2 separate regions of the Homo sapiens genome follow, and region 2 is linked to region 1. Evidence: chromatin loops called from intact Hi-C (ENCODE). Cell type or tissue: chondrocyte. All regions are shown on one strand. Each heading gives the region's core, and the rest is flanking DNA. Links, peaks and the distances in the headings are about the cores only. Region 1 has its middle 39 kb from the start of EEPD1. Region 2 holds the start of ANLN (anillin, actin binding protein).

The links. A loop is a pair of places that touch in the nucleus more often than their neighbours do. Peaks named below come from ENCODE experiments on the same cell type or tissue, not always from the same donor. Only the 100,000 strongest peaks of a DNase experiment are listed, where the experiment ranks them.
Region 2: it touches region 1 in a loop (2.8-fold over the local background); 3 of 110 quality-filtered maps call a loop at or near these places.

Annotation. Positions count from the first base shown.
Region 1 is chr7:36,106,809-36,122,683 of GRCh38, forward strand. It overlaps the pseudogene MARK2P13. Among named protein-coding and RNA genes, the nearest start is that of EEPD1, 39 kb to the right of the region's middle. RefSeq lists enhancers at 12,920-13,455, 13,456-13,990. In chondrocyte, for the core only: no CTCF peak of the experiment used is centred there; a DNase peak (open chromatin) is centred at 8,839.
Region 2 is chr7:36,383,479-36,399,353 of GRCh38, forward strand. ANLN (anillin, actin binding protein) reads left to right here and starts at 6,384. Exons shown (of 24, transcript NM_018685.5): 1 at 6,384-6,566; 2 at 12,788-12,941; 3 at 15,601-15,875. The coding sequence starts at 6,549. It also overlaps a transcript of MATCAP2 not described here. RefSeq lists enhancers at 6,029-6,619, 6,620-7,210 and a silencer at 6,029-6,438. In chondrocyte, for the core only: a CTCF peak has its summit at 6,802; DNase peaks (open chromatin) are centred at 6,273 and 6,933.

The DNA of each region.
Region 1 (15,875 bases), core at 4,875-12,874:
CGGACACACTGGTCTTTAATAAGTTATGTAATGGCCTTGGATGAGTGAGGTTTAGGAGAAATACAGTAAAGGAGCTGACTCTCTGGGTAGATTAAGGATAGGGAGAAGGGGGCATTTAAAATATGAAAGATGGGAGGGAGAAAGAGCCAGGATTCAGTGGAAGCGGAAAATCAGAATGTGAGGAGACCCAGGGAAATATCTGACTTACAAGAATCCTCATTGAGATTGGGAAGTTGGCTGGGGTCCCATTTTACAAGAAATGAGGGTTTTATTTGCATTTTATTATTTAGGGCTCTAGCTGACAACCCAGTTACATGACGATGTCAAAGGGCAGAGGTTACATCATTCCAGCCAAATACCACATCCTGTGGCCACTGCCCCTTAGGACATAGTTCTCACCTGGGGCCTGGTCAGAGAGGACCAAGGTCATTGGCCTTTTGCTTCTTAGTTAGCAGTTTTAAAGTAAATGGCGATTTAGGGAAAGGGAGAGGTGGCAGATGACAAGAAGGGAGAGCATTTGTGTTTTCAATTTTACCGCCCATAGTGCTAGGCACTGGAGTTACAGTGAGGAGCACACTCCTGACTCTTCTATTCCCGGAGCTGATGGTGCAGCAGGACTGCAGACATGAAATCAGTAAGACTAGTGCCTGTTGAAATAAGGGAGAGGAAGAGAATATGGATGTGAATTACAAGTAATTTCTGCTAGGGGACTTCCCGGGAAGTGAGGGTCAAGATGAGATTTGAAAGCTGAATAGGGAAATGTTGCCCCAACACACAAGACCTCAGTCCTGGCAAAGCAAGCCCCGATTCCCCAATCAATGAGCTTCAGTCAGGCTATTGACTTGGCACCAACTTGTGTGCAGTGGCCAAGCTGGATGCTGTCCTGAATTATATCAGTGTGACAAGGCAACGTCTCCTTTAGTGTGACCTTAACAGTGGATTTGTCCCTCTTTATCAGAGTAGGCTCCCTGTGTTCCCAAACTCAGGAAACTCCAGGCATTGGCAGCCCACTTGCACATTCTACATCAGATCCTGCCTCACTGGGAGTTGTGGCAGAGGATGGCCAGACAGACACCATGGACAGACACCATGGAGAGGGGCAATGAACAAACCTTCATCTTCTATACATAACATGAATTCTGCTTTCTCTTCTGTGCCTGTGTACAGACACTCAGCCAGGAATCCCACCACCAGGAGCATTTTCATCCACTTCTCTAAAGGAGTCCAGTGCCTTGCTGCATAACAGTGTGTGATAGACTATACACAGTTGCCCAGGGGGTCCAGCCTCCCTGCACTCTCCTCCCTGTGTGATCCCTCCCTACATTCACTCCAGGCTTAGTCATGTGATTTGTGAGAGTGAGGCAAGCAAAGGGTTGATAAGCAGTCGTTCATTTCTCCTGGAATATTACCTCCCGGAACTCAGCTGCCATGCTATAGGGAAGTATTGACTCTCCTTTTGTGAACTGAGAGGCCACAGGAAGAAAAACTGAGGCACCCCAGCCCTCAATCAGCACCAGGGCCTCAGAGTGTGAGAGAATCATCTGGGACCTTGCAACCCAGCCCAGTCCCCAGCCTGATGTACCCTCCTGGAGTGAGCCCAGCAGAGACCACAAGGAGCAGAGCAACCACCTAGCTGAGCCCAGCCACCCACAGGACACGAGAGAGGATACACTGAGATTGTTTTAGGATTATACATAGTGGGGTGGCTGTCTCAGAGCGGTATTCATCACACAGGTGTGGCCCTCAGGCCTTGTTTCCCAGCAGCAAGAGCCATTGTCATAGCTCCAGGGAAGCCTCTTTACAGCCACTGACAGTTGTCCCACTCTCGGGATGCTCTTTCAGGCTTTGGTTTCCATTGAGGATATTGTTTTTCTTATCATTTTTCAGGTGGGTCACAAGAGTGTTTTGAAGGGTTCAGGGCCCACCCTTCGGAAAGTTGTAGATGATTGTCTTGTGACAGCTGCAGTCATAGAGCAGGGTTTTTTTAACTATTGTATTTAAATATAGTAAATTGGCATATATATTTGTGTGTGTGTTGATCGTGTTTGTTTATTTCTATAGAACCATCTCCTCTTCCTAATAAACACAGAAGACAAGACAGAGAGGAGCACAGGAAGGAAGAAGAGCCCCTGGAGAAGCAGTCCAGTCTCTGCAGTTTCCCCAGCTGGGGCAGATGGGCTGCCCTCCTTATTCCCCAGGTGGCCCCTGGCCAACCTTTCAAGTCAGCACTTATCTTAAGGACAATGCTTTTGAAGGCCAGGGAGGTATGGGATTTTCTCCTGATCTGATCCCACTGAGCGAAGCCTGGCAGCTTGCACACCTGCGTCCTCCACTGCATGAGATCCTCTCAGCCAGGCGGGCCATGCACAGCAGTGTGTGTTTTCTGCTCACTCCTACCCACAGCTGTTTGCCTCCAGCATGGCCCATTTCCTGCCCCATCTCCTTGGGCTCCCTGGAGCTCAGGACTTCCTTGCCTCATGGCAAGTGCCAGGAGCTAGCTTGACCTCCCACATTCTTTCCTGTGCTCAACCTTGCCCTGCTGTCCACCACCTGAGGTTTCGCTATCTGCACTCTGCTTTCAGCCTCAGGCTGGTTCTTTCTGGCTAACCTGAAACACAGGTGCCTGCAGAGGAAGTTGAAGAACCTCCCCGTGGTCCCCTGCCAGCACTGGCTGTTTCCATAGGGAAAGGCTGGGTCATACCTTGGGCAAATTCTACTGATCCTGCACCTGTCCAAGGTGCCCAGTGTGCACTTAGTTTTCTCTATAGGAGACGCCCTGGGGGAAGTTGGTTCCACCTGGGGCTCCACCACTGTTGCTGGGGTGTGGGTGAAGGGGGAGGCCACAGGGCCTCACTGGGGGGCTGTGCAGGGGGAGTGGTCCTCTCTCCAGGCCAGGTAGGGGACTAGCAGGCACGTTAGCTGTGCTGCTGGCTTCTGCCCTGACTCCAGGTCCTCCTCAGGCCTCTGATTTCTGTGTTGTTCCTTCGACTATTCTCAGAGTATGAAGTAAAGGTAGGAATGGCAGGCTCACTGCATCTCTGCTGTTTTGGGTTGGCAGGGATGATACACTGTACCTTGTGGATGGGGAAGGAGGGCAGCTTGGTAGCGGGATCAGTTGCAGGCATTAGTTTCAGGGGTATGATCCAAGCCTCCAGCTTGGATCTCTTGTAGCCTGGGAGAAGATAGGTGGCCAACACTTCATTGTCCTGCAACTAGTCCTGGATCCCTTCCCATGTACGACCCATGGACACCATCAGTTCTGCCTGCCCAGGTCTTTGTAGTCAGAGAATGACTCAACGCAAAGCTTTAGTTTCTCCCCATAGGAGGGCCTCTCTTGCTGGATTGAGCATGAGGATTCACTTGAACAGGTTTTCGCACTCCATGGACAGGTAGAAACAAATACCAAATGTTCCTCTCAGCTCTCACTACTCCCGCAGCTCCTTAGGGTTCTGTCCATCAAAGGGCTGGGATGTGATCACTAGATATACAGGAAGCCTCCAGGCTGTACACCTCTACCCTGGGGCCACCTTACTTTGGCCCTGGAAGAGTTCTGGGTGGCATGAGGGGCACTACCACAGAAGGTACCCAGCTTGTTGCCAAAGAAGCCCAAGCCTGCAGTCTCGATGTTCACGTCAGCATCCAAAAGCAACTATTCTGCCTTCAGGTCCCTATGGGCAATACTACACTTCTGGCAGCAATACTATCACATAGCACAGCCCACACTATCTGGTGGAAATTGCTTCAGGTTTTCTTCTTCTTCAGGCTGCCATGAGCCACTAGGTACTCAAATACCTCTCTCTCACTAGCCTGCTCCACGACTAGGTAAAGTGCTTCCTTGGTCTCGATCAACTCAAATAATTTCACAATGTTGGAATGATACAATACCTTCATGATGTCTTCATGAGATAGTCTCTGGAGGCTGGAGTTCCACACTTGTAAATGACCTTTGCAGCCACCTGTGTGCCAGTCGGGATGTACCAGGCCAACTTCACCTTGGCAAAGGTTCCCTTGGCAATGGTCTTGAGGAGCATGTAGCTGCCAATATGAGTCTCCTCCTTGGCAGAGATGCTATAAAGGGCCTACCAGTCTTTTGGACTTACTGCTAACAATACTAATTACCAATATTAACTAATAATACTGATTAAATAAAGAAGAATGTGGAAAGAAATGAAAAAGAAAACAATGAGAAAAACAAAAAGGAATTAAGAAAAAGAAAAAAAAATTAAAAATGAGGCCAGGAATGGTGGCTTATACCTGTAATCCCAGTACTTTGGGAGCCTGAAGCAGAAGGATTACTTGAGTCTAGGAATTCAAGACCAGCCTGGGCAACATAGTGAGATCCTGTCTCTGCAAAAAAAAAAATAGCCAGGTGTGGTGGTGCATGCCTGTAGCCTCAGCTACTTGGGAGGCTGAGGCAGGAGGATCCCTTTGAGCCCAGGAGGTTGAGGCTGTAGTGAGCCATGATGGTGCCACTGCACTCCAGCCTGGGTGACAGAGCAAGATTCTGTCGAGAGAGAGAGAGAGAATAAAGAAAAAGAAAAAAGAAAAGGAAAAGAATAAAGGAAAATGAAAAAAGAAAGAATAAAGAGAAAAATAAAAAAAGAATAGAGGAGGGGAAAAAAGAGAAAATAACAAGAAAAATAGATACAGAGCCAAGAAATTTAAAAAGCTAACTTTGGTGAAAATCCTTCAGGTCACCAAAAGCTACCTTCCTGAGCTAGGAAGGCCAAAAATTTAGGCCCAGCCAGGGACTTACATGGTACAGTACTTGGAAGTCTGTAACTGGTTCCTTACGAGGTCATAGCAAGAAATAGACCTATCACAGCTAAGGATAATTCACAGTGGTTTTCTCACTTTTTGGTCTCAAGAATGCTTTACTCTTAAAAAACAAAAAGAGGGAGAATTCAAAGAGCTTTTTGTTTATGTGGGTTGTAGTGAACAAATATTCACCTTCTTAGAAATTATAACATGTAGGATGCTTCAGTGGCTTTTTAATTTCTAGTTTGCAAAGCTGTAAAAAGCTTTTGGCTCATAAAAAGCTCAAAATATCTACACTTAAAATATTCCATTCCTTAAAACAAACAAACAAACAAAACCAACAGCTTCTGGCTGGTGTCCGGATAATGACAATACCAAGAGCACCAAGGCTGCGGGGTCCCACGGTGAGGAGCATGGATACAGCTAGAGAATGTCAGGGAAGAAAGACTTCTCAAGGAGGTTCCTGAGTCAGACCTGAAGGACTCATGGGGGTGGGCTGCACCTCCCATTTCTTGGACGTATACCCTTGGTCATGCCCTGTGCTGGACACTAAGTATTCAGAGATGCATGAAGGCACCCTGCCTCTGTTGCAGAGCAGAAAGATTGTGGACAAAAATTCTAAATGCTGCCAAGGAGAGGAGACAGACCTCTGCCGGCTCAAGCTTCTCTGGGCCTCTGGGGAAGTCCCACAATCTTGGCTGTGCCTGCCCCTGCCCTCCCACCCCTACCCCAACTCCATCCCTGCTTGGTTACCTTGATCTGTATCACTTGTGGCCCCAACATGCCTGGGGTGAATATCCAGGTGCTCCCCACCCAAGCTGAGTAAGTGGACTAGATACGATTTTTTTTACTGGGCAGAAGGGGCTCATTTATGATTCATTCGCTGGCCCCAGAGATTGAAATCTTGGGTACCTAAACTCTCTTTCATTCCCACTCAGGCACCAGGTCTCTTGCATGGAACAGGCCATCTTAGGTTCCATGTGCCAGGGCTGGTCTCAGTTCCCCATCCCACCAGGGCTCACACACAGCCCTGCAGGTAGGGTCCCCAGATCAGCTTGCATGACGTTGAAATGCAAGGCGAGAGGTCTTGTTGGTGACCTATCACTTTCACTGAGAAATGGACATGGAGAGAACCAGAGTGAGTAAGGGTGTATGATGTGCACTGCAATGGGGGACAAAGCAGACTCCTGCCTTCGTGGAAGTCACAATCTAGTGGAGGAGGGATGTTACTAGAAATAGACAAAGTGCTGGAAGGACAAATAGCAGGGACTTGCTGTAGTCGGGCAAGGAGGTTAGGAAGCCATTACTTGGAAAGTATGGTTTCAAGTCAGAGTTAAGGAAAATTAGGAGTCAGGAATATAAAGGAGGTGAAGTGATGATTGGAGGAAAAATAAATTGTCCTTTATCCAGACGTTACCCCATGCTAAGCAGTGGCTGAGCCTTTCCCAGTATCACCCAAGGTAGGATAGTGGGTGAATAAGACATGTGAACTCTCCAGTAACACTAGTAGATTTTGAATCCTGCCTCTGCCATTTGCTGGCTGTGTGGCCTTGGGCAATTTACATGTCACTCCATTGCTTCTGATAGCAAAGGGGATGATGAGATAGACTGATAAGGTTTAATGTGTTTGGCTGCTGTATGGAGATTGGATTAGAGCAAGAGTGTAAGGGAGAGAAAGATATATCAATGTTTCAGGCGAGAGTCAAGGTGGCTTGAGCCAGGTGTGATACTGGAAGTAGGGAGAAGTGGAAAGTGATGATAATTCACTGGATTTGGTTGGTGAGGGTGTGGTCAAGGGTGACCCCCAGGTTTCTGGCTTTTGTTATTATAAGTAACACAGAAGAAGAATGGATGAATCATTAATTCATTTTCTATTTATTGTGATATCTATGATCCTGCAAAAATATTTCCTATATATTCAATTTAAAGAATAGTAATAAAAATACTTATTTACTCCTTAGATCAGTTGAGAAAAAGAATTTACTAATATAGTTAAAGCCTTCGAGTGTCCCGTCTTCTCCCCAGAGGCACTCTCTATCCTGAAATTTGTTAATCTTGCCTTGGCTATTTGTTGTTTTTACTATATATGTATCTATTCCTAAATAATATAGTGATTGGTTTTGTGTGCTTTTGAACTTTATGTTTATTCTGTTAGGGGTTCATTGAACTTTTTCGATCCAAAAGTTTATAGTCTTAATATAATTTGGAAAAATTAATTTAAAAAATCAACTCTGGCTCACGCCTGTAATCCCAGCACTTTGGGAGCCTGAGGCAGGTGGATCACGAGGTCAGGAGATCGAGACCATCCTGGCCAACATAGTGAAACCCCATGTCTACTAAAATACAAAAAATTAATCGGGCATGGTGGCACGCACCTGTAGTCCCAGCTACTTGGGAGGCTGAGGCAGGAGAATCACTTGAACCTGGGAGGTGGAGGCTGCAGTGAGCTGAGATCATGCCACTGCACTGCAGCCTGGTGACAGAGCAAGACTCCATCTAAAACAAAACAAACAAACAAACAAACAAAAAACACACAACTCTGAATGACTGGTCTCAAAATGATACCAAAACTTAACTGGCACCATGATACTATAGAGAAACATTTATCCATTCACCCATTGAAAGACATCTTGTTTGCTTCCAAGTTTTGGCAATTAGGGATAAAGCTGCAATAAACATCTATGGTATATTTTTGTATGGATATAAGTTTTTAACTCATTTGGGAAAACATCAAGGCGCACGATTGCTGAATCATACGGTAAGAAAGAGTACGTTTAGTTTTGTACAAAACTGTCAAACTGTCTTTCAAAGTAGCTGTACCATTTTGCATTCCCACCAGTAATGAAGGAGAGTTCCTGTTGCTCCTCATCCTTACCAGAACTTGCTATCATCAGTGTTCTGCATTTTGGCCATTCTAATAGGTGTGTAGAGGTACCTCATTGTTCTTTTAATTTGCATTTTCCTGATGACATGTGATGTCGAGCATCTTTACATGTGCTTACTTGCCATCTGTATTAGTCCAGTCTCACATTGTTGTAAAGAAATACCTGAGACTGGGTAATTTATAAAGAAAAGAGGTTAAATTGGCTCATGGTTGTACAGGCTGTACAGGAAGCATGATGTTGGCATCTGCTTGGCTTCTCTCAATAAAATTTGGGAAAATTAAAAAAGCAACAGCTCTGAATGATTGGTCTCAAAATGAAATCATAGCCTAAATGGCATCAAGATACTATATAAAAATGTTTATCCATTCACCTATTGAAGGACATCTTGGTTGCTTCCAATTTTTGGCAATTACGAATAAAGCTGCAATAAACATCTATGTATATGTTTTTGTATGCATATAGTTTTCAACTCATTTGGGTAAATATCAAGGCACATGATTGCTGAATTATATGTTAAGAAACAGTTTGTTCTGGGGAGGCCTCAGGAAACTTAGAATCATGGTGGAAGGCAAAGGGGGCACAGGCACATCCCACGGCTAGAGCAGGAGCAAGAGAGAAAAAGGGGAAGGTGCTACACACTTTTAAACAACCAGAGCTCCTGAGAACTCACTCACTGTGGCGAGGACAGTACCAAGAGGATGCTGCTAAACCATCATGAGAAATTCACCCCCAGGATCCCATCACCTCCCACCAGGCCCTACATCCAACGTTGGGGATTACATTTCAACATGAGATTTGGGTAGAAACACATCCAAAGTGTATCACCACCTGTGTATTTTCTTTGGTGAGGTGTCTATTCAGATCTTTTGCCTATTTTTCAGTTGGGTTGCTTGTTTTTGTATTGTTGAAGTTTAAGAGTTCTCCATTTAGTTTGGATAGCTGTCCTTTATCAGACATGTTTTTTGCAAATAGTTTCTCACAATCTGTGATTTGCCTTCTCATTCGCTTACTGTCTTTTGCAGAGCAGGAGATTCTGATTTTGCTGAGATTTTGACTGAGATTGCACTGAACCTATAGATCAATTTGTGTTGACAGTGGATGACTGAGGAGCAGTCCTCCAGGCATCAGTGGAGCACAGGCTGGGAGATAGTCTGGCATCAGAAGGGAGTTGCAAAGGCTGGCGGCCTGCCAGGCTAGGAGGGATGGCTGATTCATATTGGAATCTGTACTCTCTCCTCTCCCACCCACTCTGTAGGCCTGAGTCATAAAGAAACCTTGCGGTGCCTTCCCCTGTGCACCCTTGGTATAGCTGTGAACACTTCCCTCTGCACAGACACATTGACACATGGGGCTTATCACAAGGGACACCCAGAGAGGCTTCCTTGGAGGTGCCCTTGCATGACTTACAGAGTGGCATCCCAGGGGAAAGTAGCTAGGGCTCCTCCCCTGGTCAATCAGACTATCTGGTCCTTTCTGCTCTGAAGGCAGAGACCTCATTTTAGGGCTATAAACCCAGGCAGGACAAAAATAAAATACACATTCCAAAGACTCATGTCATCCTCCCCAGAGCTGGGGAACCACAGCATGGGTGGTAGTCTAGAGGCTGTCCCTCAGATGCTTGGCCTTCCATAGGCAGTTTTGCAACTGTCAAATCCTCCCCGACATCTGCCCCTCTGCTGTGTGTGCTCTCCAGGGGCCCAGGGTGCCGGTTCCCTCTAGCCTCCTTCTACCAAATGAAGCTTCTGCACATGTTCTTCCAAACTCAAATTTCTTGTGGGTAAAATTAGATCAGAGAGCTGGTGTTGCCGGGAAGCTGCCTCGAAAGTGGGTGGCTGCGGGCCATTAGCGGTAAAGATAAGTTAAAATAACTCTAATAAAAATGATGTTGAATGTGGGAAGCTGAAGCCCTTTTTTTGCCCATTATCCTGAGAACTGGTTGTCTTTCTGTTATTCTAGTTGTTTTGGGCCTCAAAATTACATCTGTATTTAAACCAAAGTTTTTATTTTTCCACCCAGATAAAGCCAGCTCTTCTCCTGCTGCTCCGGATAAGTGATTCCTCATCCTGTGTGCCTCAGCTCCTGCCACCACCTCCAAGAAGCCCTCCCTGATCCCCTCACAGAGTTAGCTCTGCACATCCTCTTGCTCCCTGTCTGCCTCACACCAGCTTCTCTGTCACAGTCGGGTCACAGTTGCTCCCTGGGTCTCCTGCCCCACTGGACTGCGAGCCCCTCCTCAGCAGTCACAGGACATATTGATCTTTGCATTCCACAGAAGGTGCACCTAGGAAGTATGAGTCAGAGGAGTGAGTTGGTGCTTTAAAAACCAAAGGCTAAAATGCAAGTGCTGTTCCATAAAAACCCCAACCGTTGGCAAGGGAAGTGACAGGACAGGACAGGGAAAGCAAGGCTTTGGAAGCAGGAACATTTTACTTCTCCTGACACCAAGAATAACCAAGACATGATTCTCAGCCTGAGTGTCCTCATCTGTGAAATGGGGTCAGTGATAGCAATCTTCCCAGGTCATTTGAGATTCAGGGCACAGACCAGTTCCTCAGAAATGTTAGTTTCTTTTCCTTCCCTAGTTAATAAAAACACTACTATGTTGGCAAGAAAGCCTGGGGCTTAGTCCTGGCTCTGTCACTAACAGTTGTGTGACTTCGGGAAACTACTTTACCCACTGGGTGCCTGCTTTATTTCCTGTCAACAGGAAGTACTGATTGGTCTGTAGATCAGATTTTTTATAATGCTGATGATTAAAATTTTGAAACGAAGTGTTTCCTAAGAGTTTCAGTCTTAGGAATGGAAACAGAGCCTAGAAAGAAGGTTGTCCACTTTTCATGGATGATGTTGGGGGCTGAGGCTTCAGTGTCACTGTCCTGTTGGGAGTGGCCGGAATCGCTCAGCATTTCACAGGCTTCTCCTCTATTGGTGGAAGAGCAGACGGGAGAGGTTGGTAGAGCGCTGGGGTATTCTAATGACAGATTCAGAGGGGACTGAGCCAGGGAGCCCAGAGCAGAAGACTGTTGAAGGGAAATTAGGAGAGAGAATTAGGCAGGTATTCTCCAGTGGTCACGTTATTTTTAGATCTCCAAATGATGGAGCTGGAATGGGCCATTTGAGGCCTGCTGGTTTGATCCTCCCTGGTTACAGAGGAGGAAACAGTGGTTCAGAAGGTCTAAGTGACTTGCCAGGTCTCCCCTTCCTGAGCTCTATGACTCTGCTTCTATTTCAGCTGGTCTTGACTCCAAGGGAATCTCTTGTGTGTATTTTGGCCCTAACAAATACCAGGACTGGTTTTCTTTAAAAAGCTTTCTTCATGGGCACTGTTAGTCTCATGCAGTTTTAATAGAAAACTGTCTTTCTATTTTCCAGCACCATTAGTTGCTATGAGCATAAACTTTCATATTTAATGCAGCATGATTCACAGCGATGCTCCATTTAAAAATGGGAGAACCTCTCCTCTGGCAAAAATTAGAAGAGAAAAACTAAATGGGAATAGGAAACAATCATTTCTAAAAATATGAATAAAAAGAAATATCGATTAGTCTTTCATTTACTTAAAAGCATAGCTGATTGGACCAAATATTGTTGAAATTCAATTTCTGCACTTTATTCTGAATATTTCAGACCTTTTCGCCCTCTACATAACCACTAGCTCTTCCAGAGCAATTCAGGGACTATGTGTATGGGGAAGGAGCTAGAAAAGTTGTGAGAAGAGAAAAGGCAACTGTCCATACAAGCCCGAGGATCTTTTTAGCCCCCTTCTTCTTTGGGGAACACTGAGATAAGAAGCCTGCTCCCCACTCCCAACCCACAGCTAGTGCTTCTCTGTTCACATTTGGTTAACTCATACCCGATTCATTCCTCAGGTGCATCAGGTATAAATACGAGAAGTTATCCCTGATGCCCCCATGCACAGTTAGCTCTGCACATCCTCCCACTCCCTATCTGCCCCACACCAGCTTCTCTGTCACAGTTGGGTCACAATTTGTCCCTGGATCTCCTGCCCCACTAGATGGTGAGCCCCTCCCCAGCAGCCATAGGACATATTCATCTATGCATTCCACAGAATGGACCCTGGACTCACCATTCCCAGGCATCTGACACAGACACAGGTACCAATAGCACTCTCTCCAAGGAGAGCCTAGCCATGGGCAACGGAACAGGCTGAGGGACAGGGGCTTCCCAGGGCCCCCCTAAAGATCACTGTGGAGCCTCCTGGTACCCACCTGGAATAACTGTGAGAGCCAACATCTGTGGAGTGGTAACCATGTGATAGCCACTGTGATAAATGCACCACCACCCTAAGAGGATAGGGCTATTTTTTTTTTTTTGACAGTCTCACTCTGTTGCCCAGGCTGGAGTGCAGTGGTGCCATCTTGGCTCACTGCAACCTTCACCTCCCAGGCTCAAGTGATTCTCCTGCCTCAGCCTCCCAAGTAGCTGGGATTACAGGGATGGGCCACCATGCCCGGCTAATTTTTTTTTTTTTGTATTTTTAATACAGATGAGGTTTCACCATGTTGGCCAGGCTGGTCTTGAACTCCTGACCTCAGGTGATCCACCCACCTCAGCCTCCCGAAGTGCTGGGATTACAGGGGTGAGCCATAGCACCTGGCCGGGGCTATTGTTCTTATTCCCACTTAACAGACTAGAAAACTGAGGTGCAGAGTGGCTAGGGAAGTTGGCCAAGGTCTTAGGGATATTAAAAGGGTGGTGTCAGGATAAGGACCGGGGCTGTCTGGCTTCAGAGTCCACGCTTGTAACCACTACTGAGACTGCATCAAAATGACACATGCAAACTGTCTGGTGCAATTATAGCTAGTGTTAGCAAAGCTATGGGGAAACCAGAACATCAAGTCACTGGAGGTGGGTGTGGAAGTTGGTATATCCATGTTGGAAAACTATCTGGCAGTTTCTTATAAAGTTAAACATACATATTGCCATGCAACCCAGCAATTTCACTTCTAGTTATACACCCAAGAGAAAGGCGTGCATATAGCTGCTGAAAGACACATACAAGTATGACCTCATGTTCATAGCACTATTTCAAAAGCCAAACCCTGGGAACCAATCCAAAATCCACCAACAGAGAATGGAGAAGTAAAGCGTGGTATAGTTATGCAGCAGAATATTGCACAATGGTGACAATGAACAAACTACACAAGCAATAAGGATGAATTTCAGTGTTGAGAGAAAAAGAAGCCAGACACCAAAAGTGCATTTTGCATGTCCATTTATATAAACTTTAAAACACTCGAAGCCAATCCATGTTGTTGGAGGTCAGAGTGGTGGGTGTCCTTGGGATTAGTTCCTAGAAGGGGGCACATGGGAGATTTTTGGGAGTGCTAGTAATATCTTGCTTTTTGATCTAGGTACTGTATACAGGTATGCTGCTTTTATGAAAATTCATCAAGCTATTCCCTTATGAACTGTATGCTTTTATGCATCTATGGTTTGATTGAATAAAAAGTTTACTTTAAAAATAAAATGTCAAGAGTCGCTTCCAAGATGGCCAAATAGGAACAGCTCCGATCTACAGCACCTAACGAGATCGATGCAGAAGACGGGTGATTTCTGCATTTCCAACTGAGGTACCTGGTTCATCTTGTTGGGACTAGTTGGACAGTGGGTGCAGCCCATGGAGGGCGAGCCGAAGCAGGGCAGGGCATTGCCTCACCTGGGAAGTGCAAGGGGTTGGCGGATTTCCCTTTACTAGCCAAGGGAAGCCGTGAGTGACTGTACCTGGAGGAACAGTACACTCCTGCCCAAATACTGTGCCACTGCAACTGGCAGACCAGGAGATTCCTTCCTATGCCTGGCTCAGCAGGTCCCATGCCCACAGAGCGTTGCTTGCTGCTAGCGCAGCAGTCTGAGACCGACCTGGGAGGCAGGAGCTTGGTAGGGGGAGGGGCGTTTGCCACTGTTGAGGCTTAAGTAGGTGGTTCTATGCTCACAGTGTAAACAAAGTGGCAGGGAAGCTCAAACTGGGTGGAGCCCACTGCAGCTCAGCAAGGCCTACTGCCTCTCTAGATTTCACCTCTAGGGGCAGGTCATATCTGAACAAAAGGCAGCAGATAGCTTCTGCAGACTTAAATGTCCCTGCCAGACAGCTCTGAAGAGAGCAGTGGTTCTCCCAGCACATTCGAGCTCCAATAACAGACAGACTGTCTCCTCAAGTAGGTCCCTGACCCCTGTGTAGCGTGACTGGGAGACGCCTCCCAGTAGGGGCTGACAGACACCTCATACAGACGGGTGCCCCTCTGGGATGAAGCTTCCAGAGGAAGGATCAGGCAGTAATATTTGCTGTTCTGCAGCCTCTGCTGGTGATACCCAGGCAAGGAGGATCTGGAGTGGACCACCAGCAAACTCCAACTGAACTGCAGCTAAGGGGCCTGTCTGTTAGAAGGAAAACTCACAAACAGAAAGGAGTAGCATCAACATCAACAAAAAGGACATCCACACCAAAACCCCATCTGTAGGTCACCAACATCAAAGACCAAAGGTAGAAAAAACCACAAAGATGGGGAGAAACAAGAGCAGAAAGGCTGAAAATTCCAAAAACCAGAACACCTCTTCTCCTCCAAAGGAACACAACTCCTTGCCAGCAAGGGAACAAAACTAGAGGAAGAATGAGTTTGACGAATTGACAGAAGTAGGCTTCAGAACGTCTGTAATAACAAACTTCTCTGAGCTAAAGGAGCATGTTCTAACCCATCACAAGGAAGCTAAAAACGTTGAATAAAGGTTAGACGAATGGCTAACTAGAATAACCAGTGTAGAGAAGAGCTTAAAAGACCTGAGGGAGCTGAAAACCACAGTACAAGAACTTCGTGAAGCATACATAAGCTTCAATAGCTGATTTGATCAAGTGGAAGAAAGGATATCAGTGATCAAAGATCAAATTAATGAAAGAAAGCGAGAAGATAAGATTAGAGAAAAAGAGTGAAAAGAAATGAACAAAGCCTCCAGGAAATATGGGACTATGTGAAAACACCAAATCTACATCTGATTGCTTTACCTCAAAGCGATGGGTAGAATGGAACCATGTTAGAAAACACTCTTCAGGATAAGTATCCAGGAGAACTTCCCCAACCTAGGAAGGCAGGCCAACATTCAAATTCAGGAAATATAGAGAACACCACAAAGATACTCCTCAAGAAAAGCAACCCCAAGTCATATAATTGTCAGATTCACCAAGGTTGAAATGAATGAAAAAATGTTAAGGACAGCCAGAGAGAAAGGTCGGGTTACCCACAAAGGGAAGCCCATCAGACTAACAGTGGCTCTCTAGGCAGAAACTCTACAAGCCAGAAGAGAGTGGGGGCCAATATTCAACATTCTTAAAGAAAAGAATTTTCAACCCAGAATTTCATATCCAGCCAAACTAAGCTTCATAAGTGAAGAAGAAATAAAATTCTTGACAGACAAGCAAATGATGAGATTTTGTCACCACCAGGCCTGCCTTATAAGAGCTCTTGAAGAAGCACTAAACATGGAAAGGAACAACCAGTACCAGCCACTGCAAAAACATGCCAAGTTGTAAAGACCATTGATGCTATGAAGAAACTGCATCAATTAACGGGCAAAATAACCAGCTAACATCGTAATGACAGGATCAAATTCACACATAACAATATTAAACTTAAATGTAAATGGGCTAAATGCTCCAGTTAAAAGACACAGACTGGCAAATTGGATAAAGAGTCATGACCCATCAGTGTGCTGTATACAGGAGACCCATCTCACATGCAAAGACAAACATAGGCTCAAAATAATGGATGGAGGAAGATCTACCAAGCAAATGGAAAGCAAAAACAAACAAACAAACAAAAAAAGCAAGGGTTGCAATCCTGGTCCCTGATAAAACAGACTTTAAACCAGCAAAGATCAAAAGAGACAAAGAAGGCCGTTATATAATGGTAAAGGGATCAATTCAACAAGAAGAGCTAACTATCCTAAATATATATGCACCCAATACAAGAGCACCTAGATTCATAAAGCAAGTTCTTAGAGACCACAAAGAGACTTAGACTCCCACACAATAATAATGGGAGATTTTAACACCCCACTGTCGATATTAGACAGATCGACAAGACAGAAAATTAACAAGGATTTCCAGGACTTGAACTCAGCTCTGGACCAAACAGACATAATAGACATCTACAGAACTTTCCACCCGAAATCAACAGAATATACATTATTCTCAGCACCACATCGCACTTATTCTAA
Region 2 (15,875 bases), core at 2,995-10,994, 270 kb after region 1:
AGCCATAAAAAAGGATGAGTTCGTGTCCTTTGCAGGGACATGGATGAAGCTGGAAACCATCATTCTCAGCAAACTAACACAGGAACAGAAAACCAAACACCGCATGTTCTCACTCATAAGTGGGAGTTGAACAATGAGAATGCATGGACACAGGGAGGGGAACATCACACACCAGGGTCTGTAGGGGGGTGGAGAGTTAGGGGAGGGATAGCATTAGGAGAAATACCTAATATAGATGACAGGTTGATGGGTTCAGCAAACCACCATGGCACGTGTATGCCTATGTAACAAACCTGCACGTTCTGCACATGTACTCCAGAACTTAAAGTATAATAATAATTTTAAAAAGTGTAAAAGAAGTGGCCCTTCAGCCAAATAACCTGAGGTAGAGAACTTGAGTTTAGCTCTTCTTGCCACTGCCTTATGATTAGGTCTTGGCCTTTTCTCTCCCTGTAAAAATAAAAAGATTTGTGTTATTGTATTACTTTGTGAATTAAGTATAAATAGTCTAAAAATTTTAAAATTAAATATAAATAGTATTTTAAAAAGTATAAAAATAGTATAAAATATAAAATACAAATGTGTGTGACTGTATTTTGAAAAATTAACTGTAAATATACAGCATTTGGAGGGTCTTTGTTGCAGTCCCTGCTTTCAAATTTTTGTGTTTTTCAGCCTTTTTATCAGCAATTTTATCTGCAAAAGACATAATTATTATTTCCTTTGTTTAAAAGAACAGGTCTTGGAGCAAATACTCATTTTCCAGGGCTATCTTTAATCTCTAGTTATTTCTACTTCAGACTCTTGGTTCTATTCTTAAATTAATGTATTATGTTGTGGGTTTTATTTAAATAACTTGGGAAGTTTTGTGTTTTATATAAATAAGTAGGGAAGACACTTTTGATGATTTAGGCCAATCCCTTAGCCTCTATGCATCTCAGTTTTCCCATCTCTAAAATAGGAATAAGAGTTATGCTTATATTCATTTATTTAACAAGTATCTACTGCACTCATGTGCCAGAAGGTGCTGGGTTACAGCTATAAACAAGTCCCTGCACTGCCACAGCTTACACTGTAGTAGGAAGGCCTAGCTAATAAACATAAACACATAACTAAAATAATGTCAGATAGTGGCAAATGTGATGAAGAAGTCAGAGTAATAGAATGGAAAGTGATTGGTGGGCAGAGAAGACGGGGGTGGCCACCTGATCAAAGAAGTCTTCTTTCAGGAGGTAGCACATGCAAGCTTAGGCCCAAATAACGAGGAGCAGACGTGCTAAATCTAGAGGAAGAGTGTCCAGGCAGTGGAAAGTCCTTGAGGCAGGAAGAAATTTGGCATTTTTTTATGACCAGAAAAAAGGCCTGAAGCTGGAGCATAGTGAAAAGAAAAAAAAAAAAAGGAAAGTATTGTGATGTTAGGAGAATACTAGGTTATTCGGAGAGGCAGGTAGATTCCAGATCATGCATGGCCTTGTAGGTATGATAAGGATATTATTGGATATCATTTTAATTACAACGAAAGACATAGAGCAGCTCCAAACAAGGAATTGACACTGCAAAATTTACATTTGAAAAAGATCCCTCTCTATAAATAAATTACTAAAACTAAAAAGATCAGCAACAACAAAGATACGTAGGAATAAATTTAACAAAAGTTTACAGATCTTTATGTAAGTTTGTTATAGACATTTTTAGCAGGTATAATGAAGATATACCATGCTCATAAATGGGTAGCATTGCTGTCACAAAGATGCGAATTCTCTCCAAATTATGTGATAAATTCAGTGCAATTTGAATTAAAAATCAGAAGAGGATTTTCTTTTCTTTTCTTTTTGGATCTTGAGAATCTGACCCTAAAATTCATGTGGAAGAACAATGAGGCAAAATAATCCAAGTTGAATTGGAATTTGCCCTACCAGATATCAACATTTATAACTAATATAGTGTGATATTGGGAGAGGAATAGATAGACCAGTAGAACAGAATAGAGTCCGACATAGACCTATGTGTACATAAAAAGTTGAGGCTGAACATAGTGGCTTACACCTGTAATTCCAGCACTTTGGAAGGCCAAGGTGGGAGGATCATTTGAGGCCAGGAGTTGGAGACCAGCCTGGGCAACAAAGTGAGATCCTGTCTCTACAAAAAATTTTAAAAAGTAGCGGGTTGTGGTGGCATGCACCTGTTGTCCCAGATACTTGGAAGGCTGAGATGGGAAGATTGCTTGAGGCCAGGAATTTGAAGCTGCAGTGAGCTGTGATCGTGCCACTGCACTCCAGCCTGGGTGACAGAGCAAGACCCTATTTCAAAAAATAAAATAAAATAAAATAAAATAAAATAAAATAAAATAAAATAAAATAAAATAAAATAAAATAAGATAAAGAAAGAACTGTTGGGTAGGCGCAGTGGCTCATGCCTATAATCCCAGCACTTTGGGAGGTCTAGTTGGGTGGATCACTTGTGGCCAGGAATTCGAGACTAGCCTGGCCAACATGGGGAAACCCCAACTCTACTAAAAACACAAAAATTAGCCAGATTTGGTGGCATATGCCTGTTGTCCCAGCTACTTGGGAGGCTGAGGCAGGAGAATCGCTTGAACCCGGGAGGCAGAGGTTGTAGTCAGCCGAGATCAGGCCACTGCACTCCAGCCTTGGCGAAAGAGCGAGACCCTGTCTCGGGAAAAAAAAAAAGAAAAGTTGATATATGATAAAAGTGGCATTACAGGTCAATGAGAGAAAGGATGGACAATTTAATAACTGCTGCTAAGACAACTGGTTATCCATACAAAAAACAAGATCAATCCAGATAGTTTAAAGACAAAAGCATGAAAAGCCATACTTTAAAATATTTAGAAGAAAGTACAGCAGAACATCTTTATTATCTCAGGGTATGGAAGGATTTCTTAAGGCATAAAAAACACAAATCCTAAAGGAAAATATATATGGTATATGTGTATGTGTATGTGTGTATGTGTGTGTGTGTGTGTGTGTGTGTATCATTAGTTATATTAAACATTTCTGTACATCTGAAACATCATAAAGTAAAAAGACAAGCCACAAACCAAAAAATTGGCAAGCCGAAAAACCAACCAAGTTTATTTTCCCAGAAAATAGTAAACAACCAACAAAAACCCTATAAATCCATAAGAAAAAGGCAAATAATTGCACAGAAAAATGGGCAAGGATATAAAGTTGAAAATCACAGAAAAAGAAAATTGAAAGTCCAATAAATAAAAAATCATGTTCACCTTCACTAGTGATAAGAGAAAGGCACTCAAACAAGAATGGCAAAATTTAAAATGTATCCACATATTGGGGAGGAACTAGAGCAGCAGCCAGGGGCATATACTACTGACTGGAGTATCATTTGTTATGACCATTTTGAAGAGCAGTTTATTTTTAATATCTGGTAATAATATTCCTAGGTATATTGCTCTAGAGAAAGTTTTGCATGTGCATATAAAGGATAGTCATGGCATCATGGGGTCTTTGGAATGAAAAACTGGAAATAAGCTAAATGTCCATTAACAGGATAATGGGTACATAAATTACAAGTATATTTGTATAATAAAATTTAGCAGTGAACATGAATGAAATGCAGCTACAGTTATTAGTGAGGATAAATCCCATAAAGATATTATTGGGCCAGAAAAAGTTGCAGAAAGACTTACATTCTGCAAATAAAATTTATATATAAAACACTAGATATTGTTATGGATATATATGTAGATGTGATAAAAGTATACATATTTCTATGGGAATGATAAACATCAAATCAAGATAGTTTTACCCTGGAAGAGTGGGAAGATGAATGAGAATAGGAAGGGACACACAGGAGACTTCAATTACATGTGGGATGTTTTGTATTTTTTTAAGCTAGGTGGCTGGTATATGGTTATGTTTTATTATTCACATTTTTATTGTATTTCATAACATAATTTTTTTGTTTTCAAATTTTTTTATTTGTTATATAACACAATTTTTAAAAAGATAAAAGTCATTCTAGCCTAGAAACTGAAGAATGAACTACCGGGGGTTAAGAATGAAAGGAGGTATAGTAGGAGACAATTGTAATACCCTAGGAGAGTAGACTTGAATATCTACCGTAGTTTCTGGCACATAGTAGGTGTTTCAGTCTTAGGAGTTATTTAATTGTGATGGTTGCCATTATCACTATCATCATCATTATCAAGGTAGAAACCAAAGACATAGTGGGATGGTGAGGGAAGATACACTAAATGTTGTGAGTAGCTATCTTATGCTAGGTGCTTTACCTCTTTTAGTCTTAACTAGAATCTAGTTGAGGTAGATACAAAGAAACTAAGGCTCATAGAAGTGATAGCCAGAAGGCACAACGGCTACATAAATTTCTAATGACTCATTTTCCAACGTTGTTTAAAACACGCATACACACACAGACACGCCCCAAATACATACACACCTTTCTTGTCACACTTGAAAAAAATGGAAGTATCTTTTTCCTTTGTTCATAAGTAACACATTCTGGGTTAAATATTAATAATTCCATATACTACACACTCGGACAGTGTCTTATTACTTATTATGAAATATTTTTGGATTATGTCTCTCCATTTTTCATCTGCCCCTCCTAACAACTCTGAGGAAATCAGGGCAGATGATTATTCCTGTTACACAGATAAGTAAACTAAAATACAAACAGGCTAAATCAGAAGTTCTTGTCCTGGTGTCCATGAACTTCACAAAATCCTGTTAAATAGTTTATGATTAAATGGTCATTTTTCTAGGTAGAGGGTCAGTTTTAACATATTTCCAAAGGAGTCCATGACTCCCCACAAAGGTTAAAAAAAAAAAAAACCCATGGGTTAACCGATTTGGCTAACTGGGTGGAGCCCTGACCCCAAGCAATATTTCCCTTACCTCTTGCCGTGATTTCAGTCACGTACAATTTATCATACAAAAATTCAAATTAAAAATATTAGTAAATTCTTTTTGTAATGTTGATTGACTGCTAAGATGGACATATTATTAAACATATTGAAACCACTCAGTTGGGAGGAATAGTTCTGTTTTGTTCAGCTCATGGACAGTCACTCTTAACTTTTCAGATGAACAAATCAAGAACTGTCATCTTTACCTGCACAGACTTGTTATAGAAGAAATGAATCTGATACAGAAATTATGTAACCTATCTTACAATTTGGAGTACTCTACAAAGAATAAGCAGGAGACACAGCCTTAGCTAGTGTGGAAAACGGGTCATGAGCTGAGAACAGGGTTTTCATTTCTTTGGACCAGTTTCTTTAACGTTTTCGGGTGTCCCTTCTCTCGGCAGTAAAAGGAAGGATTGAACTAGATAGAGGGCTTGTCAGAATTCCTCCCGCTCTAACACTGTACACAGTTGGATGGAATTTAAAATAAAAAATTGTGCATGAACGCTTCACACAGTCTGTTAATTTTAGCTTTATTTCATTGGCTTAGAGTGTCGGGGACCCACCGGAACTGGCTTTTCTGAGGGCCAGGCCTGCAGTCCCCCTTTTGGGGACTAGGAGTTGGGTGTGACCTAGGAAACAAAGCTACTGAAGGCCAACGGGCTAGCAGCACCTGAAACACAAGGGCTCTTTGTCTGGCTCTGTAGCCCAGGCTGGAATGCAGTGGTGTGATCTCTGCTCACTGCAACCTCCACCTCCCGGGTCCCAGTTCAAGCAATTCTCCTGCCTCAGCCTCCCGAGTAGCTGGGATTAGAGGCACGCGCCACCATGCCTATCTAATTTTTTTGTATTTTTAGTAGAGACGGGGTTTCACCATGTTGGCAAGGCTGGTCTTGAACTCCTGACCTCGTGATCTGCCCGCCTCGGCCTCCCACAGTGCTGGGATTATGTCCTGCCAACACAAGGGCTCTTAATCCTTTTTTTTTCTTTTTTGAGGCAGGGTCTCACTCTGCCGCCCAGGCTGGAGTGCAGTAGTGAGATCGCAGCTCACTGCAGCCATGACCTCCTGGGCTCAAGCGATCCTCCAGCCTCAGCCTCCCCAAATGCTGGGATTATAAGCATGCGCCACTACTCCCGGCCTTAATACTTTATTTAGGAATGAAGGAAGGCGGGAACACCCAAACGCGGTTGGTGTGAAGCAATCGCCTTAAAGCTGAGGGGAATGTGTGGTTGTTGGGGGTGGAGCCAGGAACCCGACGCCGTTGGAGAGCAGGAAGCGCCCCGCTGCCCGCCTCCACCCCGCGGCGAGGGCTGGGAGGGGGCCGGGAAGGAGGCGGGGCCGCCCCTGGGAACCACCCGGCCCGGCGCGGCCACGTGACCGAGCGCAGGGGCGGGGAGAGGGCGCCCCGGCTCCGCCCAGCGCGCATGCTCGCGGCTCGGCGCTGAAATTCAAATTTGAACGGCTGCAGAGGCCGAGTCCGTCACTGGAAGCCGAGAGGAGAGGACAGCTGGTTGTGGGAGAGTTCCCCCGCCTCAGACTCCTGGTTTTTTCCAGGAGACACACTGAGCTGAGACTCACTTTTCTCTTCCTGAATTTGAACCACCGTTTCCATCGTCTCGTAGTCCGACGCCTGGGGCGATGGATCCGTTTACGGAGGTGAGTGAGTTTGCGGGTGCAGCCAGCCATGACCCACCGCTCTAGGCCCCCACCCACCTTCCTCTGTCAACCTCTGGGCGAACCCCCACCGGGCGGAGGGCGCGTGTGTGCGCGCGTGCGCAGTGTGTGCGGGCCGGGGTCGCCGCGGCTGCGGCCTGCTGTGGTTGGTGGGTTCCTCTGAGATTTTGTTGTTTCGGTCCTACAGATAAAACTCAGGGAGGAAGGCTTTGAGTCTGTCCTAAAAGGCTGTTGCGAGAGGTCTTTCAGCCCCCGTTTTTACCATGTCCCTCTGCAGTCCTGGCGCAGCAAGAGTGAGGCGCAGGCCTGCGGAACGGGTCCTGCTGGAAGCAGCTGGAATGCCCTGCAGGGCGGGGTCCGGGGCCGGTGACTCAGTGCGGCTGCCGCCGGGAAAGGCAGTAGGATGTGTGATTTGCGGAGTTCACGCAGCCCGCAGGGGAGATGCTAATGAAATGACAGCAAAACGTTAAAATAAGCAGGTGCTAGAAACCACTGCATTCGTTCATAAAAAGCCAGTAGTTCCTTGAGATCCCATTGTTCAGCTAACTAACGAAGAAGTTCATACCCGGGACTGACCATTTTAATTGAAACAATGCAAGTGTACCGAGCAAAACTATCAGCTCACGATTTTAGAGCAAAGAAATAAACTTTTCGGTGTTTCTGGGGCATATCATTACAGTACTTATTTCATCTTTTGTTCCTTTGAGATTGCATATGGGTTACATGGTTATTGTGTCGATTTCTCTAGTTTTAGCTTTTGTGGAGAATGTGCGTTGTCACATTCAGGAGTGTTTTGTTGCCAGTTGTCCACTCTCTTTTATTCCAGGACAGTTCCTCTTTCTTTAGGCTGTTGTGCAAATTTCAAACTGTTAGTTTTTGAGTGTTGCAAAGTGGACCTAAAACTGTTTACACTGATTCAAAAACTTAAATGCTGTGAAGAGTGGTAATTCTTTCGGGGAGATGTAATTATAATTCTATAAGTTATGTATGAGATATTAATTACAGATTTCAGCAATTAGAGTTTACTTATATTCAAGCATGACATAATCTATTTTTCTGTTTCAAATTCTTAATCATCTTGGGACAAATACATCAATTTTTTTCACCTTCCTTAAAGGTTCTAATAGAAAAATCTAGAGCCTATTTTTGTATTAGCCTTAAAATAGGGCTGGTCATGCACCAAGTATCTTTCACTTACACTGAGGTCGAAAAGCGTGTATTTATTTTATCTAAACTAGAATACGATTCCTTAAAACATTAGCCCTATGTGTCTTCCTAAGTAACAGACAGGAACAAAGCATTTTTAAGTTGGCTGAAAATTGCACTTCATTTTACTTAAAAATGTCATTCTGAAGGTAGTACAAATCTCAACTGAAAGAAACTTTACCTGTTTAGATCGTTTTAGGATGTGCTCAGAAATATGTATGGTTTATATTATGAAAAGTTAGATCACTTGCAGTTGGAAAAACAGCTTAGACGTCTTTTCCTTAATAGGTAATGAATGAACTACTTGAATTGATTCCAACTCTTGGGTGCTTAATTATAGCATTCATAACATTTGCACAGTGAAATGAGCTACTGGTACAGTTGTCTATCAACTGAAAGTCAGTATAAAATGACTCTCTCAACCAGGGTTTCCTCTCAGAACCATGGTACACAGGAAAATTGAGAGACTATTTTCTCAATTCTCCCAAGGATAATTCAATGCCACCCTACAAACATAGGAAATAAGTCTATCATATTAACGCCAGCGTATTAGGGCTTAATTATTTTGGTAACTCCAGTTGAGAAAGGTTACAATCATGGTAAACTCTCTTTTCCTCAAACAAGACTGTTCTGCATTGGTCTTCCTCCCTGTGGTCGCTGATACTGTTCTGGCACTCTTTTTTTTTTTAAGACGGAGTCTCGCAGTGTCGCCCAGGTGACAAAACCATAAACTCACTACTCATAACGTCAAGAGTTTGAAGCTCTACTCACAGGTGATAGTCATCCCAGTACAAGAATACTACAAAGAAACCCAGAGTGAAGTGTACCAATCCAGAACTTTCTTTATAAAAACCTTAAAAGAGAAAAAGCTATAATTAAAATACTTCACAGAAGCATATTTTATTGTAGACGCTTTAGATCCTTTTATGTCTGCAGGCTGCATATAAATAAGTATGCAAATAAACATGCCACTACCATTTTTAGTGGAATTTCTCTTATTTTCCAGAATTAAATGAAGTTCCCTGGGGAAGAGCTGCTAGAGCATATTGAAAATAATAAGAAGTTAATTTATATTGAGTCTACTGTGTTAAAGAAGGCAAGGAAATTAGTAAAATCTCCTAGAAAAATTTGTCAGAGATGACTTTGGGGTGTATGTGGCAAAAGTTGTTCAGGGACTATAAGCTTCAGTTACCTGAGATTCATACATGTGGGCTATCCTACTTCTTGAATATGTTATTGCAGTGGTTTTTTTTTTTTTTTAATGCCTACACTGTTTGAGAAAGGTGTGATATTTCAAGGAATATACCTTGTATTTAAAAGAGTTTTAAAATTCCTGATATACTATTATAAGGAACGGCTACTTACATTTATTGAGCTATTGAGTTTATATATTTAAGATATATAATTTCTTTTAATTTAATAACCTTTGGTGTTTATAGCTTTACTTCACAGATTAGGGATCTTTTTTTGTGTATCTATTTAATTTTTTTTTAATCTGGGAATTTTTGAATCTAATGTAAGCAATAGAACATTCATATACGTTTGAATGACAAAATCACATTCTTTTGTTGTGACCTACTGCTCATGGTAACTGAAGCTGTACTGACTCACAAATGTTCTAACTGACCAGAATGGAATGTGGGCATGTCCACGAATGAATATAATTAGGCTAGTGTTGTATCTGGGAAGTGAGAGATATAGCAATTGAAAAATTACAAATTTATTAATTTAGAAAGGAGACATTATTTCTTTTTTCTTTTTTCGTTTTTTTTTTTGAGTCAGAGTCTCGTTCTCGCCCAGACTGGAGCTCAATGGTGCGATCTTGGCTCGGTGTCACTTCTGCCTCCCAGGTTCAAGTGATTCACCTGCCTCAGCCTCCCAAGTAGCTGGGACTACAGGCATGCACCACCATAACTGGCTAATTTTTGTATTTTTAGTAGAGATGGGGTTTCACCGTGTTTGCCAAGCTGGTCTCAAATTCCTAGCCTCAAGTGATCCGCCTGCCTTGGCCTCCCAAAGTGCTGGAATTACAAGCATGAGCCACTGTGCCCAGCAGAGACTTTCTTATAAAGGCTTACAGCCTACAGTGTGGCCATCCTGACAGGCTGGGAAACATATTTAATAGCTTCGGGCAGAGACTGGAAACAGGCACTTCAAGAGAGGAGAAGCTGGAACAGGGATTTATGCCTAAAGGGTTAGCCAGGTATACATATTCAACAGGTTATAGGCAGAGCTATGAGTATTTACAAAGGGGTCCTGATGGGTGGGTACTGAACAAACGTGCAGTTACATGCATCCCATGTTCACTTTGGGATGAAGACTTAACGTGGAAATACATTACAGTTGGGCCCTATATGTCAAAAGGTGAGGTGGGGACATGAAGGCATTCAAGTGAGCAGCCTCTGTAAACTGGCCAGAATCAGTTCATGGTTGGTGGTCTTCTTACTGAGATAGATTTATTGAAATCAATCTCTTGTCCAATTAAAGCTGTAGCTGTAGCTTGTGGAGCAGGAGGGTTAGTCAGTGTCTGATGGAAGATGAGCTGCAATTGTTTTAATATTTATTGCTTATCTCAAGGTCAGTGCTTGTTCAGCTACTAGAGTAAAAGAAAAACTTTGGCAGTTAGAAGATAGTTTATTTTTTAAGTGTAGGGAGTTTGTGACTTAACCCTTGCCTGGCATGGCCTTAGGTCCTAGTTATTTGTTTACAGACAGGGTCTCACTCTGTTACCCAGGCTGGAGTGCAGTAGCGATCACAGCTCACTGCAGCCTTGAACTCCTGGGCTGAAGTAATCCTTTTGCTTCAGCCACCCCACCCCCCAGGTAGCTGGGACTACAGATGTGCCCCACCATGCCTGGCTAACTTTTGTATGTTTTGCAGAGACAGGATCTTGCTTTGTTGCCTAGGCTTGATCCTGTTTATAATTTGATATCTTATTGCTACAAAGAGTCTTCTGTCAGTCTTATGATCTCTATTTAACATTAATGCTCATCAGTTATTGTGTTTAAACAGCAAAAGGAGGGGTATAACAAGGTGCATGCGGCCTCCTGTTCCATCATGGCTGAGAACTCGGTTTTTAAGGTTTCTCTGGGGTCCCCTTCATCAAGAGGGGATCTGTTCAGTTGGTTGGGAGGATTAGTATTTTATTTTTAGTTCTCATATTGTATCATGGGGGGAAATTATCGGACATATATGGATTTGTGAAACAATATGCTTATTCTTGAATTTGTTGAAGGACTTTTATTTAGCGGGTGAAGGTCTTGTATTTTGGAAGCCATTTGGTTCATAAATTATTTTTTCAGTGATTAGAGCATTTCAATTTAGTGTCACTTTTTTCAATGAACTTTAAATTAGAAATCATTCTTAAGAAGAGTAGAGAGTGTGCCTTCTTTCAAATTTAGCTCATATTTCTTTTACATACTCAGATTTTTAAAAAATTGTTACTGTATTTTAAGGAATTAAAAAGAGTCAAATGGAATTTAATTTTTCAGCCTGCACTAACTACTGTATCTGAGTATGCAAGGCAGTAATAATAATCTGCATACCTCCTTTAGTTGTGTGCATTTGAAAGAAAATGAATTGTTTTACAGGGTCTTGTGTTTGAGCTTTACTAAAATTGACTTAAAAATAGGAACATCAGTTGATTTGGAGTAGAAAGGAGTATTCATGACTTTATGGAATGGCTAAGATTTCAATTTAAAACCATTTTATTATATGTTAATATTTAGTTAAATAAAACATAAGATTATTTTGTTTTTCTTTCCTCTTAGGAAGTGTTTTATGTTTTCAAAGGACTAATATGTTATTTATCTCTTGCTGCTTACCACCACCCCAGATTTTAGTGGCTCTATTAGTTTTGCTGCTGTAACAAGTTATCACAAATTTAGTGGCCTAAAATAACATATTCATTATTTTACAGTTCTTTAGAGACAGGGTCTCACTCTGAAATCTGAAATGGATTTTACTGTGTTAAAATCAACATGTCAGTGGAATTGTGTTTCTTCTGGAGGCTGTAGGGGAGAATCTGTTTCCTAACTTTTCTTGTTTCTAAAGGCCATCTGTATTTCTTGGCTTGTCCTGTTCCCCCATCTTCAAAGCCAAAAATCACATTACTCTGACCTCTGCTTCCATGGTCATATTTTCCCTGACTCTGATCTTCCTGCCTCTGTGTTTTCCATCATAAGGACCTTTGTGATTATGTTGGGCCTGACCAGATAATTCAGGATTATCTCCATCTAAAGATTCTTAATCACATCAGTAAAGTCTCTTTTGCTCTGTAAGGCAACATATTCAGAGGTTTAGGGTATTAGGACAAAAAATCTTTGAGGGACCATTATTTTGCCTACCATAGTGGCTTAAAACAATACTCTTATTTCTCATGATTCAGTGGGTCAACAATTTGTATTGTGCTCAGCCGGGCTGTTCTTCTGCTTGTCTCTGCAGTGGTCATGCAGGAATCTTCAGTGATCTGGCAGATTATCTGGAGCTGGATGGTCTAAGGTGGCCTTATTCATATGTTTGGTAGTTGATACTGACCATCACCTGGGCCATGTGTCTCCTCTAGTAGACTTAACCTGGGCATGTTCACTTAGTGGCAGAGAGAGAGAGAGACCCCAAACTGTAAAATCTCTTGATGCCTAAAAGTCTCACAATATCACTTGTACCATATTTTATTGGTCAAAGCAGATCACAAGGCCAGCCCAGATTCAAGGGTGAAGAAATAGATTCTGTCTTTTGATGAAAGCAGAAAAAATTTGTGGCCGTTAAAAATCTTATATAACTAACTTTACATATTTTATTCCTTCTGTAATATTCCTGTAATAGTTATGACATTGGGGTACTCATTTAGTGAATCTTGACATAATTGCTTAGGATTTCACTTTTGAAATGTGTTTAACTGTCATCCTGTATGGCAATTGGTGATTTTAGAAGATACTGCAATTTTATGAACCTTTGATTAAACTTGTGTTTTAACACTGATATATTTATTTATGTAGAAACTGCTGGAGCGAACCCGTGCCAGGCGAGAGAATCTTCAGAGAAAAATGGCTGAGAGGCCCACAGCAGCTCCAAGGTCTATGACTCATGCTAAGCGAGCTAGACAGCCACTTTCAGAAGCAAGTAACCAGCAGCCCCTCTCTGGTGGTGAAGGTAAAAGACTTTGTGGGGAAAAATAACATTTACTTTTTTTTTCTTTTGAAGGAGACAAGCCCCAAACATTTCATTAGCATATAGAAGAACCAAGCTCTTTGGGAGACAAATGTAACAGCCTCTGGGGGAAATAACAGCCTTCTATTCTATTTCAGAGTTATTATATTAGGCCTAGAACCTATAGGGTTGGAACGGTTTCTTCTAAAAAATATTTTAAATTAATTGATTGAACTTTATTTTCTTCATTCTGAAGTTATCCTTAAAACCTCAAGGGAAGAAAAATAAAGGAGTAGGGTAACATTTATACTTACAGTAGTGTGTAGTTTTTTTATCCCAGGGGTGGCAGAACAGCTGGCCACTGAGTTTGGGTGGTGTCTCCGGTACCAGCAAGGCAATGGAAGGCACACTGCCCATGCTTGACATTTAATGAACCCTTTTCACTCTCTATTTGCTGAACCAACTCTCTAAAGTTTAGGTTGTTAATCTCCAGAAGTGGTGGAATTAAACACAAGCACACACACACATACACACAAACAAAAACTCACCTGTAGTCTTACTCTTTCCTCAATCCTAGGATTGATTCCCAGCCAGCATCAGACAGCCTCCTTAGTCTTTTCCTGGAGTGTAGAATAGTCTGGAGATAATAATCTTCCTTAGTACGACTGTAAAATACTGTAATACAACTGTAAAATAAAATATAGAAAAAATTACAGAGGGCAAAACCAATGTTTTTTTAAAAAAAAAGAAAGCAGAGAAGTGTACATGGGGCTAGCTCAGTTATTTTGGAAGCTAATCATAGAACAAGAATTAGTTTTCATACGTTTATCCATTTTGAAGGGAGAGTGAAGGAAATACATTACATATTATATGGTATTCAGCCAGGAAAATAGGGGCCTGACCCTAGTCCAGGATCTTCGTTTTCACTGTGAGATGGGTTTGTACTATTGAGTGCTATGTATTTGAAACCAGTGTTACCTAAACTTCTTTAGGTAGAAGTTCAAAACTACATTTCGATGTTTAGGTAGAAGTTCACATTTACTGTTTTAGATAATTGTAAACTAGAAGAATTCTGTATTTCCAGATGGTATTGCATGTTAAAGCAGGAACACTTTCAAAAATTATTAGATGTGTTCATAGAAAATAGATCGATAAGTGAGTTATAAAACATTAGAAAGTTTCAAAAATAAAAAAAGGAAAAGAAAAGAAAAAAGAGCCAAGTGTAGTGGCTCACGCCTGTAATCCCAACACTTTGAGAGACTGAGGTGGGCAGATTGCTTGAGCTCAGAAGTTGGAGACCACCTTGGGCAACATAGCAAAACCCTGTCTCTACAAAAAATACAAAAATTAGCTGGGCATGGTGGCACATCTGTAGTGCCAGCTACACAGGAGGCTGAGGTGGGAGGATCGCTTGAGCCCAGGAAGTTGAGGCTACAGTGAGCTGAGATTGCACCACTGCATTCCATCCTGGGTGACAGAGTGAGGCCCTATCTCAAAAAAAGAAAAAAAGAGACATAAAAGTGGAGTGGGGAAAAAATAGATTAGAAAGTTTCATGATGTATATTTACTTAGGTTGATGTCAACGAGGCAATCATGATTTATCCCTGATACTACTTTGGTCACTGCCAGAACATTTGTTTAGGCAGTTGATGAAACTGACCTCATATGAAATGTACCTTCTTTGAAAATATTAATTTTCCAGGAGATATATTGAAACTCATAGTTAGAAATAATATGCCTTATGGTTCTGATAGATTTTTTTTTTTTAATTTTAGGGCTTTTTCAGTTATTTTATAGGTGTTCATAGAAGCTTGAAATATGAAATGTTAAATATTTGTACTGGTGAATTTGTTTGGTATTGACCAGATAATTCAGTCACTTTTTCTGTCTCCTGTCGTAATCCTAAACCTCAAGCCAATTGCCCTTCTAACCATGCTTATTAGTTATTTTCCATGAAAGAATGTTTCAAAAACAGAAAACCTGGTTTCTACACTTGGCTCAGCTGTGTGACTTTAGGCGGGCAACTGAATTTCTCTAGGCTTGATTTTTCTTATCTGAAGATGAGGTGATTAGGCTGTATAATCCTTAAAATCTGTTAGAATGCTTTCTTATTCTGTGTGTATGCACTTTTTATTTACTATTGTCTTAACACTATATAAAGTGTTATGCATATATTTTGAAAATATGATTTAAATATCTTTATTTTTATTTTTCCATAAGTTATTGGGGTAGAGGTGGTATTTGGTTACATGAGTAAGTTCTTCAGTGGTGATTTGTGAGATTTTGGTGCACACATCACCCGAGCAGTATACACTGCACCATATTTGTAGTCTTTTATCCCTCGCCCCCCTTCCGCTCTTCCCCCCAAGTCCCCAGAGTCCATTGCATCCTTCTTATGCCTTTCCATCCCCACAGCTTAGCTCTAAATATCTTTTCATTAAGGTTTTTATAATATAAATTGTGTCTGCTTGAAAAGATCTTTCATATCAGATTTCTAAGTTGCTGAAAGAGAATGGGGTTTTACATACTTCTGGTTGTAACTAAAATCATTTAAAAGAATAGGGAGGGGTGATGTTTTATTAATTTGTTGAGTATCTACCCTCAAGTTTTTCATGTGAGAAATTACAAATTTGAATGTCTTTTTTCATCGTTTTTAATGTAGAGAAATCTTGTACAAAACCATCGCCATCAAAAAAACGCTGTTCTGACAACACTGAAGTAGAAGTTTCTAACTTGGAAAATAAACAACCAGTTGAGTCGACATCTGCAAAATCTTGTTCTCCAAGTCCTGTGTCTCCTCAGGTGCAGCCACAAGCAGCAGATACCATCAGTGATTCTGTTGCTGTCCCGGCATCACTGCTGGGCATGAGGAGAGGGCTGAACTCAAGATTGGAAGCAACTGCAGCCTCCTCAGTTAAAACACGTATGCAAAAACTT